3 separate regions of the Homo sapiens genome follow, and all the other regions are linked to region 2. Evidence: chromatin contacts called from ENCODE Hi-C or POLR2A ChIA-PET data. All regions are on one chromosome and are shown on one strand. Each heading gives the region's core, a stretch centred on a gene start or an enhancer-like site at or near the end of the contact. The rest is flanking DNA. Distances are from core to core; before and after follow the strand shown. Region 1 has its middle 24 kb from the start of COQ2. Region 2 holds the start of ABRAXAS1 (abraxas 1, BRCA1 A complex subunit). Region 3 holds the start of HPSE (heparanase).

Region 1 (3,116 bases), core at 244-2,743, 220 kb before region 2:
CTTGAGGTCAGGAGGTGGAGACCAGACTGGCCAACATGGTGAAACCCCGTCTCTACTAAAAATACAAAAATTAGCCAGGCATGGTGGCACGTGCCTGTAATCCCAGCTACTGATTCTGAGCTTTTTGAAGATAGAAACTCTAATTAATCTCTGTGTTTGCAGCAACTAGCCTGTGCCTGCACACAGATGTTCAACAAATGTTTGGACTGTCTGAATAATACATATTAATTGGAACAACTATAAAAATGTTAAATGTTACCTTCTCCATGGAAGAGATAGTTCAGTATAAAGCATGAAATCCAAAATCCCATCACAATTAATAACACGATAATCTTGTAAAATGAGAGCACAAGTCTGTCAGATATCAGATCTTGGGGATATAATCAATGAATGAGGCAGCGTACATCAACAACAACAATAACCAAATGGGCAAAGACATGAAGGCAACTCACACAGAAGAAATAAAAATGCTCTATAAACACTTTGAAAAAGATCAACTACTTTAGTAATCACAGAGTTGTGAGTGAAACCACATATTGTTCTTGCCTATGTGTCAAAGTTTTAAAAATAGTATCCTTTCATATTGGCCAAGGTCTGAGAAAGAGGCTCTCATGCACTGCTATTAGCAATGTGTAGCTTTCTGTAGGGTAATTTGAGAAAATGAATCCAAATCCTTTAAAATGTGCCTACCACCATACTCCACCCTCCATACCTACCCTCCAATCCCTGGAAATGTACATGCACATACAAAGACATTCTGCTTCTAGGATTTTTCCTACAGAAATATTCACAGATATGCCCAATGATACAAATCTATTCATGGCCGTACTGCTTGTGAGAAGGAAAAAATGTAAATATTAAAATCCATGATAGGATTAATTAAATTGCAGTACATACATATGATAAAAACCCATGCAGCCAAAAAACATCAATATATTGAAAGAAGCATTAATGACATGGGAAAATATTAAGTGAAAAAAGTAGATTTTACAAAAGAAGTATAGTATAACCTCTGCCTCCCAGGTTCAAGCAATTCTCATGCCTCCCTCACCCTCCTGAGTAGCTGGGATTGATTATAGGTGTGTGCTACCAAGCCTGGCTAATTTTTTTTGTATTTTTAGTAGAGATGGGGTTTCACCATGTTGGCCAGGCTGGTCTCGAACTCCTGACCTCAAGTGATCCACCTGCCTTGGCCTCCCAAAGTGCTGGGATTACAGGCATGAGCCACCATTCCTGGCCTGATTAATTTCTAAAGTTAAAAATTAGTTACTGTATGCCAGCACCTATATTAAATGTGTTGCATAGTCTCTAAATTATACATTAACCCTAAGAAATAGGTGTTACCATTGATACAGGGCAAATGAGCCCCAAAGTGGAGCTTAGTCCACGAGGGTTCTTGGCTTTGCCCAGGAAAGAAGGGCAAAGGGCAAGCCAGAGATAGAATAAAACAGCTTTATCGAAAAGGCAGTGTTACGCTCCAGTGTTGTTAAGAGTTGTGACTGCTCCTACAGAGCAAGGCCACCTGGTGGGCAGACAGCAGCATTACTTATATTCTTATATAGTTTTGATGATATGTACATGAAAATGTTTTTGTAACGTTACCTCACATAGTCAACTTTTTATGTTGTTGAACAGCATTAATAATTTCTTTTTCTTTTTTTTTTTTTGAGACAGCGTCTTGGTCTGTCACCCAGGCTGGAGTTCAGTGGCGCGATCTCAGCTCACTGCAAGCTCCACCTCCCAGGTTCACGCCATTCTCCTGCCTCAGACTCCCAAGTAGCTGGGACTACAGGCGCCCGCCACCATGCCTGGCTATTTTTTTGTATTTTTAGTAGAGACGGGGTTTCGCAGTGTTAGCCAGGATGGTCTCGATCTCCTGACCTCGTGATCCGCCCGCCTCGGCCTCCCAAAGTGCTAGGATTACAGGTGTGAGCCACCGTGACTGGCCAGCATTAATAATTTCTAATGGTTGCACCTAACACCAGGTCTGACAAGTAACTCTAATGTTAGTTCACCCGATGTACAAAAATTACAAATGTTTACTGAGTGCTTACAGTGTGGTATACTGGGGACATTTCAATGAATAAGACAAACAAGGTCCCACTGATCATGAAATCTCCATTCTCGCAAGGGAAGACAGAGAATTTTTAAATCCATGAGAAAGGTATTAGGATTATACCTATTTGAGTATTTGAGCCACCGAGAGGTCAGGGAACTTTCCCAAGAGCAACCAACTGGTAGGCAGGTGTTACAGCAGATTCCAACCCTGGCAAGCTGTCGTCATGATAGCGTTCTTAGTTCCTGCTCCACTGGCACCCAGAGGGTGGAGGGTGTACTTTCAGTTGGAGGAAACATTAGGGTGAGGCCAGATTATAAAAATCAGGTAGAGGCATTAAACAATTTAGCAAAGAAATCCGGGAAGAGGGAGAGGCAGCCCTTGTGATATGGTATATTGGGGATATTTCAATGAATAAGACAAACAAGGTCCCACTTACCATGAAATCTCCATTCGCAGGGGAAGACAGAAAATTTTGAAATGCATGAGAAAGGTATTATGATTATCCCCGAGTGAGCCACAGAGAGGTCAGGGAACTTGCCCAAGATCACCCAACTGATAGGTGTTAAAGCAGATTCCAACCCTGGCAAGCTGTGGCTGTGACTGGCATTCACAGCTCCTGCTCCACTGGCACCCACCAAGTGCTCTGGGAATTCAGAGGACAGGTCAGTTAGAGCTGGAATAGTTGTATTCATTTACTTTTTAGACCCTGTAGCTCCCATCCTATCTCCACCCCCATCATGAAATTGTGGTAGATAATTGTCCACAGTTTAAAAAGTTCTTTCACATGATTTCTATTGAAAAACTCACAGTGACTTTGAAGCAGAAGAGTAGGGCAAGGGCCCTCCTCACTGAATAAATTCCCACGGCAATGCTGGTCATTTCAACTATCACAAACTCCTGGCAATGCTCATTTCAACTCTCCTAGGGACTGACACTCCTGATCTAGATGGATGACTGCTGTGTGTCTTTCCAACTCGAGTTGTCTTAAGTCTGTGATTCTAGAGACTAATAATCTACTTCATCGTTTTTTCTTTTCCAAAAATCTGTTCCTTACCCA
Region 2 (2,824 bases), core at 167-2,666:
ATTTTGATACTCAAAAGACGAACTCAGGGAAGGGAAGCAGGGGGGCAATGCAAGTGCAACTAGCCAGAAAAACCACCCTTTAAAGACTTCAGGAAAAAGATCTGAGAAACAGGGGCCTCCCTAGCACTCAGGTACTTCCCAAGGGCTAATCGTTTAAGCTACCGAGGATTTACGGTCCCACTCTATCTACACTACAGGTATTCCAAAATAATTTCCACAGCTACACATATATTTTAAATGGTCATATATTTGTTCTTTATTAGGTATTACTTTGTAAGGTTATCTGAAATTGTATACATAAAACATACCAATTCCAACCTTTATTAGGATTGTGCCAAAGAGCAATTTTGTAATGTTTAGATTTTGTAGAGACCGGGTCTCACTACGTTGTCCCCGATGGTCTCGAACTCGTGGGCTCAGGTGATTCACCCGCCTCGGCTTCCCAAAGGGCTGGAATTACAGGCGTGAGCCACCGCGCCCGACCTATATTAAGGCAATTTTGAGTAAAATAGACGTTATATCTTAAAATGAACTTAGCAGAAATTACTAGGCATTGTTCAGCAGGGTATTCTCCGAACTGTACCACACAGCAGGGAAGTGTATTTCAGATGCTTAGACTTTCTTTCTGCAAGTTACTGAAAGTGCTACAGGACATTAACTACTTCCGAGCTCAACGTTTTACAGCGTTTCTTTAATTTCATAGAACTTTTAGAAAATAGGCAACGTACTTTTAAAAACTGTTTTAACAAATTTAATAACGCAAATAAAAAGATATCTGATATACCAGATTAAGCTGTTCCATCCACTAAGATTTGCCACTGGACGCAACATCTATTTTTATTCCCTTACCATCCTACCATCGCAACAAACACGCACAGACGCTGCTCTGCATGAAAAAGTCCGCCTGGTTTTGCAAACGCCTGTCGGGCGTCGCGAGAAACGGAAAGTTTACCGCAGGCTCCGCAGAGCAGCGGAAAGACGCTCCGTGAACTTTCCATCTTTTCACGCCCAAGTTTCCACAGCTACAGGGGCGCCGAGGAAAGATGGGAGCGTGTGGGACACTTGGGTCGGAAAAGGGAAATAACGGAGGATAGCAGAGGGAGGGCTAATGCTGGAGAAGACTTCGTGGGCACGAGGCACCTCAGGGACCGCTGAGGGGGAGAGAAGGCAGAGCCGCGACCGCAGGGAGGAGGCGCGGCGGCGTCGGGGGAGCGGGCGGGGACCGGAGCAACAGCGGGGAGGCAGGCCGCGCGCAGGGCTCTTCCCAGGCGACGCCGGACCCCGCCCCGTCCCTCGGCTCACCGTGTCCGAGTCCGTGTTGAGGTGCTGGAAAGCGAGTGCGCCGAGCACAAAGCCCGAGAGCACCGCCGACGTACTCTCCCCCTCCATGCTACCGCCGCCTCAGGCTACACAAGAGGACGAGGGCGGGGCGCGCGGAGGCAAGACCCTGTGGTGGCAGCGAGGCGGGGCCCAGCGAGGAGGCGGGGCCTGCGCCGGCGCACGGGCTGCTGCGCGCTCCGCAGAGGGGCGGGGCGAGGGGGCTGAGGGCGGGCGCGGGCGGGTCCCCAGCCGCGCGCTCGGCTCCTCCTTCGCTTCTGCTGCCGGCCTCTCCCGGAAGGCCGCTGCATGTCGGTACCACTGCAGAGGGCTGCGAATTGCTTTTGGTGGCCTGCGCCTGCTGAGCGACCTGTCACAAACATGCAAAGCTATCAAAATGAACACGGTTGACAGGGTCATTTTAAGACAAGCAATGATTACAAGAATAAAAGAGTTGAGTAGCAACATTACGATGCCACAGTGGATATGCCACGGTTTTGGTTTTCAAGCTGCATTTTAGCACCCTTCACTCACTGAAACTTACAGAATACTAATAACCATTTGGGGATTGTCTTTGCTAGAACTCTCTAGCCATGTTCTGTGTCTGTGTGTTTGTGTGTGTGCATGTGTGTGTTCCCTTGCTTTTAGAAAACTTCAGCCTAATTTAAACAATACATGGATATTTAATGTTCTGACAGTTTAATGATAGGCATAATCATAGTAAGCTGGTTCATTTAATGTAAATGGTAAGGTGAGTGGACCAGGGCTTGGCAAATGTATTTTACACACACACACACACACACACACACGTAAAGGTATGTTTCTTAAATGACTGAAAGTAAGCATAATAGCAGACTACTGAATTAGTGTGGCACATTTGTGGGTTTTGTTGTCAAGCAGTTGTCTGTGGCTGCGTAACACACAATACATATGTATATAATTAATGATTATATATTTATTCCCTAGAATTAAGTTTCTTGCCTTCATTTTGTAGGGGTGAAGGGAAAGCTCTGCCCTCTGAAGGTTCACTGGAGTGAACTAACAAAAGAAAAGATGAACAGAAGGAAAAGGGATACGAATTTATTTTATTTTTTATTTTTTTGAGACTGAGTCTCGCTTGGTCACCCAGGCCAGAGTGCAGTGGCACCATCTCAGCTCACTGCAGCCTCCACTTCCCGGGTTCAAGCGATTCTTCTGCCTCAGCCTCCTGAGTAGCTGGGATTACAGGCACGTGCCACCAAGCCCGGCTTATTTATTTATTTTTTTTGTATTTTTATTAGAGACAAGGTTTCACCATGTTGGCCAGGCTGGTTTCGAACTCCTGACCTCGGGTGATCTGCCCCCTTCGGCCTCCCAAAGTGCTGGGATTACAGGCGCTCCCGACTGGCATACAAATTTATTAATGTGCCCTGGAGAAAATCACAGTAGAGTGATTACCCAATAATCCAATGAGGTTCAGATGCTTATGTACACTTTTTCATAAGGGAGAGGGAGATGGAGGAATGTA
Region 3 (3,202 bases), core at 384-2,883, 150 kb before region 2:
CTTACTATGGGTCAAACACTGAGAAGCTCTTACCATATCATCAAATCCTCGGGCAATAATCCTTGAGGCAAGCTTGAGAAATTCCATTCTACAGCTGAAGAAATCAAGGTTGGTGTGGCCAAGAGATATGGAAAAACCAAGTCACTCATCTTTGCCAGAGCTGAGAGTCAAGCCAGGATGGTCTGTCCATCTCTTAACCAGTACACTACCCATTAAATTAGCGCTGGCAACTATAGTGTGGGCTCAGGGAGGACAGCATCTAGGTATTTGACACAGAGGTGAGATAATGGTGATCTTTCCCTCTATCTGGGCTGGTCAAGATGTGGCCATCTCTGGAGGCTCCCAGGGCCTAAATAAGAGGCCTAGAAGACCTGGGATTGTCCCTGTAGCTCCCCATCTTGGAGTCAGCCTGCATTCATGGGGCAGGAGCCCTGAACCTGCATCAGGTTCCTTCTTTCTCAGGTAAGGAAAAAACTTAGAGCTGATAAGGCAGCACCACATTTTGCAGCCCCATTTTGGAGAGACATCTTTTTATTAGGACTTTGTAAGTCACTGCAGTAGTCTCCTAGGTCTCATTTATTGAATATTTAGATTTTTATTCCTGTTCTGTGACGCCCTTTTCATCTGCCTAAAAAAAAAAAAAGAAAAGAAAAAAGAAAAAGAAAAGAAAAGAAAGAGAAATCTTCCTAACACAGTCTTAAATACAGAAGGCTATGCACAATCTTACTTGTCCTACACTGCACAGCAAATCAAGCACTCACAGGCCTTCAGGTGCACCTGCCTGGTTTCCCTCCTCTTGGCTAGGGAAGTACTGGGGCAAGTGGGCAGTTTCTTTTTCAAATTTCCACTTATACCTGACCTTAGGTGGTGCCTATTCAACACTTACAGAATGAATGAAACAAAAAGGCTCATTTAGAGTGGGCGCTAAACAATGTGTACACATGGACTTAGTGGAATAGTAGACACTGGAGACTCCAAAAGGTGGGAGGGTGGGAGAGGGATGAGGGATGAGAAATTACCTATTAGATACAATGTACAACATTCGGGTGACAGTTACACTAAGAGCCCAGATGCCACCACAATGCAATATACCCATGGAACAGAACTGCACTTGTAACCCCTAAATCTATTTTTTAAATGATACCCCCCAAAAAGCAGTTTGGGGTCTGAGAGTAAGGGAGGGAGAGGGAGAATGAGAGGCGGGAAGTGGGGTGGGGAGAGACAGGCGGGGAGGTTCCGGTGTGAAGTTGTTTCCGCGCAAAAGAAGGAGAGCGGCTGGCGGGGCAGACATAGGTGTCAGGAGGACAGGAAAGGGGACAGGACCAGGAGGCTGGCGCTTACCCCAGGAGGATGAGGAACCGCGGGTCCGTGGCCAGGTTGGCGTCAATGGTGACGGACAGGAACGAGGGGCTCACCAGGTGCAGCGGCTCCTGGGTGAAGAAGTCCAGGTCCACGACGTCCTGTGCTTGCGCAGGTCGGGGCAGGGCGCCAGGGGAGAGGGGACCCAGCGGCCCCAGGAGCAGCAGCATCAGCGGCGGCGGCAGCGCAGGCTTCGAGCGCAGCAGCATCTTGGGCTCACCTGGCTGCTCCCCCCGCCAGCTGCCGCGCAGCGGAGAGTCGAGAGCTCTAGCACTTCCTCCCGCCGAGCCCCAGCGCCCTTTTCTCCTTTCCTCCGCCCCGTTACGCCTCCTCACCCCTCCCACTGCGCCCTCCATCCCTCCCACTCCTCTTCTGCATCCCTCCCACTGCTCCCAATCCAACCCCGCCCCGCCTGCCCGGCTCTCTCCTACTTCCTTGCTCGCTTTCCCCTCGGTGGCGGTCACGTTCACTTACGAAATCACCCACACCCACTTGAAGGGTGCGGAGATGGCCGGGATCCAAGCGCCCGGGAGGCCTGGGGAGGAGCGCCCGGGGAGGAGCGCCCGGGGAGCAGCGCTGGGCATCCCGGACCAGGCTTCCTGACGCACGTGTTCTGCGCGCTCTCGTGGGAACCCAGCGTTTCCGACTCCCAGATCCCATTCTGATGGCGCCGGGTATCCCTCTGACCCTCGAGTAAAACCTCCAATGGAGTATTCATCCCTTCCTCTCCCATCTAGCTTATAAACACTTGCTTGTCACTTGAGCCAGCCAAAATCTGATTGTCCTCTGGCCAGGCAGTTTCTCAGGTATTTTACTTTTGCTTGAAAAAATCTGGCCTCAGCATACGCTAAACTGCAGCTGGAAAGAGATCAACCACCCAAAATTCTTTATCAACTTCTCATTAAGACAATATTTAGCAATCTTAAAGGGTTAGTTGCTCCAATGTCTGGAACTCAGGACCTGAAGCCCCCATACAAAGTGTAGAGTACGGACTGCCCCTGAATTTGGAGCCTTTGCCAAATTTCTCCTCTGCGCATTTATCTTTCGCTGTTGGTCAGACTTTTCTTCAGCTTTTCCTTGATGCTTACACTGATGTATAATCATAGCAAGCATCGCACGCTTAGTGCCTACTGTATGCCTGATACAGGTGCTTTACTTGTGTTCTCTTCCCTTCTCACAACCCTGCCAAGTGCATACTGTCCTTGTTTTACACATGCGGACCCAAGCTCTGAGACAGTAACTGGGTGAAGTGTCAGAATCGGGATGTGAAGTGTCAGAATCGGGATGTGAATGCAGTTACAAAACCTCGAGCAGATGGCAGTGTGTTTCAGCTGAAATGTAACTTCCCTCAAGGAAGCTTTCTCTCAATCTCCAGGCAGCTCTCCATGACACACTCTCATAGCATCCTCAATTTGTTAGACACTCTCGTAGCATCCTCAATTTGTTAGACACTCTCGTAGCATCCTCAATTTGTTAGTATTGTGATGTTGCTCAACATTGGCTTCATCTACTAGATTATATGCTCCACCAAAACAGAGATTAAGTTTGTCTCACACGCTATGCTAGCCATAGCTCAGGCATGTGATCATGTTGGTGCTTAGTAAGAGTCTAATAAATATTGGTTGAGTAAGCAAATAACACCAAAACCCTTAGATTTTTCCACTTGAGATTGTACCACCAATAAGGCAACAAATAAAAATAGATTATTTTGAAATGCATATCTAATTTGCATAAATCAGGCCAGGCATGGTATGTGATGCCAGTGATGCCATCATGCCTGTGATGCCAGCATTTTGGGAGGCCAAGGTGGGAGGATTGCTTGAGCCGAGGAATTCAAGAACAG

What was found. A loop is a pair of places that touch in the nucleus more often than their neighbours do. ChIA-PET counts read pairs that join two places held with the same protein, here RNA polymerase II (POLR2A). Pooled maps may share reads with other maps.
Region 1: a pooled map shows a loop between it and region 2 (2.6-fold over the local background). The contact joins the enhancer-like site here to the promoter of ABRAXAS1 in region 2. A Hi-C loop is called at or near these places in 1 of 50 pooled maps. POLR2A ChIA-PET finds 5 or more read pairs at or near these places in 2 of 52 experiments (GM10248 and OCI-LY7).
Region 3: a pooled map shows a loop between it and region 2 (4-fold over the local background). The contact joins the promoter of HPSE here to the promoter of ABRAXAS1 in region 2. A Hi-C loop is called at or near these places in 7 of 50 pooled maps. POLR2A ChIA-PET finds 5 or more read pairs at or near these places in 2 of 52 experiments (WTC11 and activated naive CD4-positive, alpha-beta T cell).

Annotation. Positions count from the first base shown.
Region 1 is chr4:83,259,223-83,262,338 of GRCh38, forward strand. No RefSeq gene overlaps it. Among named protein-coding and RNA genes, the nearest start is that of COQ2, 24 kb to the right of the region's middle. Within about 2 kb of position 1,494, at least 7 of the 41 ENCODE cell types and tissues checked have a DNase peak (open chromatin) inside an H3K27ac peak, as active enhancers do.
Region 2 is chr4:83,483,684-83,486,507 of GRCh38, forward strand. It overlaps ABRAXAS1 (abraxas 1, BRCA1 A complex subunit), which reads right to left and starts at 1,417. Exons shown (of 9, transcript NM_139076.3): 1 at 1,303-1,417. The coding sequence starts at 1,389. RefSeq lists a silencer at 1,143-1,632.
Region 3 is chr4:83,333,215-83,336,416 of GRCh38, forward strand. HPSE (heparanase) reads right to left here and starts at 1,634. Exons shown (of 12, transcript NM_001098540.3): 1 at 1,342-1,634. The coding sequence starts at 1,568.